Linked DNA regions of Homo sapiens: region 2 is linked to region 1. Evidence: read pairs that join two places in POLR2A ChIA-PET (ENCODE). Cell type or tissue: PC-9. All regions are shown on one strand. Links, peaks and the distances in the headings refer to the core of each region. The heading gives the core; the rest is flanking DNA.

Region 1 (4,388 bases), core at 325-4,324:
AGCCACTGCACCCAGCTGATTTTCTATTTTTATCTTCTCTCATGGTGTACTTGAATATTTTGAATGTTAAACATTGAAAATGAAAATTTTTCATTTCAGGATATGGATGATTTTCTCTCCCTCCAGAGAATTTTCTTTAGCTTCTGGAAAGCAATTAGAGTAGCAGATTATTTAAATCCAATCTGGGATAGAGTTAATTCAAAACTGAATTTTAGGATTTATATTTCTGACCCATATACTTATTCCTAGGAGTAGCGCTTTAGGGGTTCTAACTGAAATCCTGAAATGTTTAGAAGGTACCTCTACCTTGGAAATACTCTGAGCTCTGATTTTTATCTCCTAAAGGCTCTGATTAGCTATTTAGGTTTTGAACAAAAATATTCTGATGGGCTGTACCTCTTATCCTGTACAACTTGTGAAAAGACGCATGCCGCAAGAGGAGAAAATTGGAGTGATCGACTCACCATTTGTTGCTTCTCTTTTATCTAAATTCTTGGCTTTTCAAGTTCTGGCTGTGTTGGAAGTCCTCAACACTAATTTTAATCTCACCAGCCCTGAATGACTATTAAAGTCACAAACAATCTTCTTTGTCTCTTAGAAGTTACTTTCTGTTTGGTTTTTAACTTCTTTGTTCAAACTACTTGACAACTGATAAATTTCTCAGGAAGAGAAGCAGCTTTAATGTTCAGTGCATTGATCGAGTCTTCTTTCTCTTGGATAACCAGAGCCTTCAAGTCCTGGTCACTTTGGTAGCTTTCTGTTGCTTCGAAGCAGATAATTTTCTGATTTTTATTCATATTTTTATATGTTTTATTGGGATAATTAGTCTGCAACAAAAATATTCCAAAGCCAGAAACAGACATATTGGCAGTAATGTTGAGCTATAGGACCTCTTGTTACTGTTGGTAAGAAAACAATAGTCAAGCCAAGAACACATAGAATCTGTGTCCCAGGTAGCCTATTTTTTGGAATATATATATACTCCAAAAAATATTCGCACAGATACATAAGGAAATATATATAATGATGTTCCTTATAGTATTGTTTGTGATGGTAAGGAGTGGGAGGCAATATGAGGGTCGGGAAGGTGTCCGTGGTGGAGTGGATAGGCAAAATACCGTGGCTGCACATTATAGAGTAAATGCAGCTCAGATGTTATAATTCTAACTGTGCATAGAGCAATGTGGATATGAGTTGGAGTTCCACTGTAAATTTCTTTAAAGTTACATTGTTGGATTGCATGAAATAAAGGCTCTCATGCTCTTCTATGTAATTCCCAAAGAAGCCGGTTGGTTCACATAAACTGCTTTAATTTAGTTTGAAACAGGGTAAAGAATAATAAAAGATTTAAAAAATACTTAAATAGAAAAATGAACCTAAGAAACCACTCTACTAGAAATTGAGTTTTAATATAAAATTGAAAATAATGGTAAATAAATGATGCTCCTAGTGAAAAGCAGTAATTATTTAATCCAGTAATATTGAGGCCAAAGAAAAGAGAGCACTGAAGCTTATCTGGTGCTGGTCAGAACTCTTGTAAAATACAAGTTACAAAAACAATAAAATATTACCTCACACTTAGTTAAATATATAGACATATGTATTCTCTATGATGCATCAACCCCTTTTCTGGGCATGAATACCAAAGAAACTACCTCACAGATCCATAAGGGGACATATACGAGTCTGCTGTCATGGTGTGGTTATAGTGACAATGTGGAAACAATCTGGTTGTTTATCAAACACATGGTCTTCTATGATTTTCTGCTCCTTTTCACATTGTTCCCTTTGCCCTCTTTTCTTCCTGGAAAGTTAAGATCACTCTTCAGGAGCCTACTGAAAAACCACCTGCGTGCGGGGGAATATAAGAGATTCCTGTAGAGAAGGTTGAATAAATGTCAGTCAGAAGAAAGCAACGAGAGGCAGGAGTGACGGCACAGTGAACTCAGCACCACGGACAGCTCACAACACTCTGGGTATATTTATGCGATATACACAAGTTACTGGACCAGCCTGCCCAACATGGTGAAACTCTGTCTCTACTAAAAATACAAAAAAATTAGCCGGGCGTGGTGGCAGACGCCTGTAGTCCCAGCTACTCGGGAGGCTGAGGCAGGAGAATGGCGTGAACCTGGGAGGCGGAGGTTGCAGTGAGCCAAGATCGCGCCACTGCACTCCAGCCTGGGCGACAGAGCAAGAGTCCGTCTCCAAAAATAAATAAATAAATAAATAACAAAAAAATTCAAAAAGTAGTCGGATGTGGTGGCGCACATCTGTAATCCCAACTACTCGGGAGGCTGAGGCAAGAGAATTGCTTGAACCCGGGAGGCAGAAGTTGCTGTGAGCCAAAATTGCTCCACTGCACTACAACCTGGGCGACAGAGTCAGACTTCGTCTGAAAAAAAAAAAAAAATTATTGGAATGTTTTAATATCAGAATTTCTTGGGACCATTTGGAATTCCAGAATCTCTTTCACATCAGCTGTCATGTGAGTGTGGGCATACAGCTGTCAATTATTCTTTCTCTTTAGTACCAATATAACGTACAGTAGCTACTAATCACCCTAAATCAAGTAAATTCTTGCTCTGGTATGTGTTAGAACAAAGGTTGAATTTTTCTTTTTTTTATGCTTTAAGTTTTAGGGTACATGTTCACAACGTGCAGGTTTGTTACATATCTATACATGTCCCATGTTGGTGTGCTGCACCCATTAACTCGTCATTTAACATTAGGTATATCACCTAATACTATCCCTCCCCCCTCCCCCCACCCCACAACAGGCCCCAGTGTGTGATGTTCCCCTTCCTGTGTCCATGTGTTCTCATTGTTCAATTCCCTCCTATGAGTGAGAACACGCGGTGTTTGGTTTTTTGTCCTTGCGATAGTTTGCTGAAAATGATGGTTTCCAGCTTCATCCATGTCCCTACAAAGGACATGAACTCATCCTTTTTTATGTCTGCATAGTATTACATGGTGTATATGTGCCACATTTTCTCAATCCAGTCTATCATTGTTGGACATTTGGATTGGTTCCAAGTCTTTGCTATTGTGAATAGTGCTGCAATAAACGTACGTGTGCATGTGTCTTTATAGCAGCATGTTTTATAATCCTTTGGGTATATACCCAGTAATGCGATGGCTGGGACAAATGGTATTTCTAGTTCTAGATCCCTGAGGAATCGCCACACTGACTTCCACAATGGTTGAACTAGTTTACAGTCCCACCAACAGTGTAAAAGTGTTCCTATTTCTCCACATCCTCTCCAGCATCTGTTGTTTCCTGACTTTTTAATGATCACCATTCTAACTGGTGTGAGATGGTATCTCATTGTAGTTTTGATTTGCATTTCTCTGATGGCCAGTGATGATGAGCATTTTTTCATGTGTCTGTTGGCTGCATAAATGTCGTCTTTTGAGAAGTGTCTGTTCATATCCTTTGCCCACTTTTTGATGGGGTTGTTTGTTTTTTTCTTGTAAATTTGTTTGAGTTCATTGTAGATTCTTGATATTAGCCCTTTGTCAGATGAGTAGATTGCAAAAATTTTCTCCCATTCTGTAGGCTGCCTGTTCAGTCTGATGGTAGTTTCTTTTGTTGTGCAGAAGCTCTTTAGTTTAATTAGATCCCATTTGTCAATTTTGGCTTTTGTTGCCTTTGCTTTTGCTGTTTTAGACATGAAGTCCTTGCCCATGCCTATGTCCTGAATGGTATTGCCTAGGTTTTCTTCTAGGGTTTTTATGGTTTTAGGTCTAACATTTAAGTCTTTAATCCATCTTGAATTAATTTTTGTATAAGGTGTAAGGAAGGGATCCAGCTTCAGCTTTCTACATATGGCTAGCCAGTTTTCCCAGCACCACTTATTAAATAGTGAATCCTTTCCCCATTTCTTGTTTTTGTCAGGTTTGTCAAAGATCAGATAGTTGTAGATATGCGGCATTATTTCTGAGGGCTCTGTTCTGTTCCATTGGTCTATATCTGTGTTTTGGTACCAGTACCATGCTGTTTTGGTCACTGCAGCCTTGTAGTATAGTTTTAAGTCAGGTAGCGTGATGCCTCCAACTTTGTTCTTTTGGCTTAGGAACAAAGGTTGAATTCTGATCAATATGACACTAATACCTGTGCCCTTAGGCCTTGCTCTAAAATGTCCTCCTTCCAATGCAGAATGACACATTGCCCCCACCCTATTCCTTGACATTCTTTTGAAAAAATATTGGATGAAATCAAACCAATTTTCTATCTGGTGCCTGTTTGGAGCTCTGGGCTGTGGTTGCGGAGATGGTCTGGCCCCCTCTCCTCTTTATATCCATCTGCTTCTGTTCTATAAGCCACCTTGGTGAGTTTGGAATAACACAGTTCTCTTGACAACCTGCCATAGCAAATCAGCAATATC
Region 2 (4,388 bases), core at 207-4,206, 890 kb after region 1:
AGCGCACCCAGCCTGTGGTGGGACAGTGACGAGTGGGCTTCAAGCCTTCTCCATTTCCCCTCCCCGGTGCCACCCCTCTTTGAGGTGGCGTCTGTGTTGCTGTGGCATGCACAGCACCCTCATTATTTCTCTCTCTCTTTTCTCTCCCCTCCCTCTGGCACTTTCTCTTGTTTTTCTCTGCATGGTTTCTGTATTATTAGTCCTGAGGTAAGAACTGGCCGAGTGCCTTGTCTACAGCCCCTTTTCCTCCTTTGCTGTCTGTCCTGCCCACCCAGGCCCTTTGCACCTTCTTGTCTGGAGAGCATCAGGAGGGTCGGGTCGGGGCGTTCCTCTGCTGGCTGTGTGCAGCCGGCTCCACCTTCAGGCTCTCCTTGCCCTTTCCCACCCAGGTTTCTGTGCCCAGGTGTCTTCTCCGTTCTTGTCTCTCCCCAGGCGGAGGGCCTGCAGCGAAGGCCCATGTGGGTGGGGCACCTCCTCTTCTTCCCGACCCAAGCCTCACCTCTTGTCCCCTGTGCAGTGTGGAGGTCATCCGTCTGGGCCACAGCTACTTCATCAACTGGGATAAGAAGATGTTCTGCATGAAGAAGCGGACGCCTGCAGAAGCCCGCACCACCACCCTAAACGAGGAGCTGGGCCAGGTGGAGTACATCTTCTCCGACAAGACGGGCACCCTCACCCAGAACATCATGGTTTTCAACAAGTGCTCCATCAATGGCCACAGCTATGGTATGGTGGCACCACTGGGGACTGGGGGCTTGCACCTCGCCTGGAAGGACAGTGGAACTGGGGCCCCACAGTTTCCTTAACATTGGTTTTTTCTTCCTTCCTAGTTGGGTCTGAGGGGCCTAGAAGAAAGGGTCCATCCTGGCCAGGCACGGTGGCTCATGCCTATAGTCATAGCACTTTGGGAGGCTGAGGTGGGAGGATTGCTCGAGCCCAGGAATGCGAGACCAGCCTGGGCAACATAGTGAGACCACATCCCTACAAAAAATTTAAAAATTAGCCAGGTATGGTGGCATGCACCTGTGGTCTCAGCTGGCCAGTGACTCAGGAGGCTGAGATGGGAGGATCACTTGAGCCTGGGAGGTCAAGGCTGCAGTGAGCCATGATCTTCCACTGCACTCCAGCCTGGGCGACAGAATGAGGCCCTGTCTCTCGAGAAAAATCCACACACAAAGAAGAGGTCCATTCTGTGTCCCATGTCAAGAAGCAGATCCTGGCTGGGCGCAGTGGATCACCTGAGGTCAAGTGTTCGAGACCAGCTTGGCCAACATGGTGAAACTCCGTCTCTACTAAAAATACAAAAAATAGCTGGGCGTGGTGGCAGGTGCCTGTTTTCCCAGCTACTCGGGGGGCTGAGGCAGGAGAATTGCTTGAATCCAGGAGGTGGAGGTTACAGTGAGCCGAGTTTGCGCCATTGTACTCCAGCCTGGGCGACAAGAGTGAAAGTCTATCAAAAAAAAAAAAAAAATTAGATTCTGAGAGTCCTCCCCTTGTCCTCTCCTGATGCCCTGACCCTGGTCTCAGCTCCAGGAATTAGGGGAGCTCCTTGGCTGTTTGAAGTGAGACACTGGCCTCTGGGCATCCTGGCCAGGCGGAACCCTGCTAGACTCTCCCCTGTTGCTGCTCAGGGTCCTTGTGAGTCTGTGGAATGTGGCTGTGGTTGGACTTCCCAGTGTGGCCCGTGGCTGTGCTGCTGGGATGGCCTGGGGCAGCATGTGGGGCTGACTTTTATGCAGAGTGTGGACCCCTCTTGTGACTGCTTTCTGTACTGACTGATGCCTTTCGGTCAGTGTCTGAGCCTTGTCTGCTGCTCAGGTCTAATGGGTGCAAGGAGGCCTGGGAGGTGTGGAATTGGAGCTGCCCTGAGGGGGGTGCCGCCTAGGGTAGAGACAGGGATGGTGAGCAGTGGGTGCCGGGGCTCTTTCATGGCCAGGCCTTGGGGTTCTGGAATCTAGGGTGCCTGATGCCTCCTATCCCGCGAGTCAGCAATGTGACTGAGTGACTCACACTGTGACAGCTGCTCAGCGATTAGGGTTGAGGGGCTCAGTGCCTACGGGGATTCTGCATTGGAGATGTTTTTCCATGCTCTGGAGCTCTCTGGCTCTGACATTGCTTCTTTTTCTGCCCTGGCTGTATGTAGGTGATGTGTTTGACGTCCTGGGACACAAAGCTGAATTGGGAGAGGTAAGATTCAGTCTCCCTAATTCTATGTGCCAGTGAAACAGGGTGCCTGGCCAGTAACAGTGTAGTCAGGAGTGATGTGTTGTCTGGATAGGAAATGGAAGCTGCTTGGAGAAATGGGTGTTTTAAGGCAGAACTGGTGATGACGGAAGTGGAAATTTTGAGGTCCACCGTGGACAGGAGCCTACTGAGAGTTGGGAGGGCAGGGATGAACCCTTCCCCGGGATGCAGCCTGGCACTCTAGCCTTTCCTAAGAGCCTTCTTATGTGTTTCAGAGGCCTGAACCTGTTGACTTCTCCTTCAATCCTCTGGCTGACAAGAAGTTCTTATTTTGGGACCCCAGCCTGCTGGAGGCTGTCAAGATCGGGGACCCCCACACGCATGAGTTCTTCCGCCTCCTTTCCCTGTGTCATACTGTCATGTCAGAAGAAAAGAACGAAGGTGGGCCGAGGAGCCGGCTCGCACTCTCCTGACCTGACTCTGCCCTTGGGCTCTGCTCTGCTCTGCAATGCGGCTGGGCTGGGGCTTCCTGGGCGGGGCACGTGGCTGAGGGAAGCCACTTATATCACGTGTATTCTTCCTCCCCACCCAGGAGAGCTGTACTACAAAGCTCAGTCCCCAGATGAGGGGGCCCTGGTCACCGCAGCCAGGAACTTTGGTTTTGTTTTCCGCTCTCGCACCCCCAAAACAATCACCGTCCATGAGATGGGCACAGCCATCACCTACCAGCTGCTGGCCATCCTGGACTTCAACAACATCCGCAAGCGGATGTCGGTCATAGGTGAGGCCAGGCCTGGGGTGCTGGGGCGTTTGGGGACAGCATTCAGGCCTGGAATGGGTGAAGTGTGCCGGGTGACTCTTGATGTGTTTATGTTGGGGGTCTTTGCCTGTCTGAATTTTTCTGGCACTTTCTTCACCTGCCCCATTCATAGTGCGGAATCCAGAGGGGAAGATCCGACTCTACTGCAAAGGGGCTGACACTATCCTACTGGACAGACTGCACCACTCCACTCAAGAGCTGCTCAACACCACCATGGACCACCTTAATGTGGGTGTGAGGAGAGGAGGGGCCAGCCTGGGGGGTTCTACTCTTAGTGTGGGGGAGGCGACTTAAGTTTGTTTTATTGTGTAAATTTAAGGTCTACAACGTGATGTTTTGATGTGTATATATAGTGAAGTGATTACTACAGTCAGACAACTTAACACATCAGCCAGCTCCCATAGTTACCTCTTTTTATGTATGTGGTGACAGTCCCTAACTGTGGAATGTGGCACACACCCAGTCTACAGTGCAGGATTATTCATTGTCGCCCTCACGCTGTCCATTAGCTCTCCAGACTTACCCAGGTGTGCCTTTCCACTCTGCCTCCAGGAGTACGCAGGGGAAGGGCTGAGGACCCTGGTGCTGGCCTACAAGGATCTGGATGAAGAGTACTACGAGGAGTGGGCTGAGCGACGCCTCCAGGCCAGCCTGGCCCAGGACAGCCGGGAGGACAGGCTGGCTAGCATCTATGAGGAGGTTGAGAACAACATGATGGTACGGGCTGCGGGACGGGCCAAGGATGGGCACGGAGGGCTCATGCCTGCAATTCTTGTGCCAGGAATCCTTGTGGTATTTTCAGCTGCTGGGTGCAACGGCCATTGAGGACAAACTTCAGCAAGGGGTTCCAGAGACCATTGCCCTCCTGACACTGGCCAACATCAAGATTTGGGTGCTAACCGGAGACAAGCAAGGTGAGAGCCCAGCAGGGCAGAGCCAGTTGCAACTGACAGTAGCCCTGTTGGACCCTTGCATGGAGCCGAGGACATCAGGCAGGCAAGTGTGCTGACCTTGTTGGGTGCCTGTCCGTAGCTCCTGCGTTCTCTCTTGGTAGAGACGGCTGTGAACATCGGCTATTCCTGCAAGATGCTGACGGATGACATGACTGAGGTTTTCATAGTCACTGGCCATACTGTCCTGGAGGTGCGGGAGGAGCTCAGGTAAACAAGAAGCCCAGGGGAGGCGGTGCTGTGCGTTGTGCCCAGGGCTCAGGTGGGGGTTTCTGGACCATTTAGACTTGAATCCCTGCTCCCCACTGCCGTTCTGGAAGACCACAACCGTATCATTTCCACCTCGACAGGAAAGCCCGGGAGAAGATGATGGACTCATCCCGCTCCGTAGGCAACGGCTTCACCTATCAGGACAAGCTTTCTTCTTCCAAGCT

What was found. Peaks named below come from ENCODE experiments on the same cell type or tissue, not always from the same donor. Only the 100,000 strongest peaks of a DNase experiment are listed, where the experiment ranks them.
Region 2: POLR2A ChIA-PET joins it to region 1 with 5 read pairs; 2 of 35 experiments call an interaction of 5 or more read pairs at or near these places.

Annotation. Positions count from the first base shown.
Region 1 is chr1:153,450,656-153,455,043 of GRCh38, forward strand. No RefSeq gene overlaps it. Among named protein-coding and RNA genes, the nearest start is that of S100A7, 7.8 kb to the right of the region's middle. In PC-9, for the core only: no CTCF peak of the experiment used is centred there; a DNase peak (open chromatin) is centred at 1,956; H3K27me3 peaks cover 943 bases.
Region 2 is chr1:154,340,337-154,344,724 of GRCh38, forward strand. ATP8B2 (ATPase phospholipid transporting 8B2) reads left to right here. Exons shown (of 28, transcript NM_001370597.1): 13 at 518-726; 14 at 2,144-2,187; 15 at 2,460-2,625; 16 at 2,777-2,965; 17 at 3,117-3,232; 18 at 3,557-3,721; 19 at 3,807-3,918; 20 at 4,059-4,164; 21 at 4,305-4,388. Among named protein-coding and RNA genes, the nearest start is that of ATP8B2, 17 kb to the left of the region's middle. In PC-9, for the core only: no CTCF peak of the experiment used is centred there; no DNase peak of the experiment used is centred there; H3K27me3 peaks cover 3,039 bases.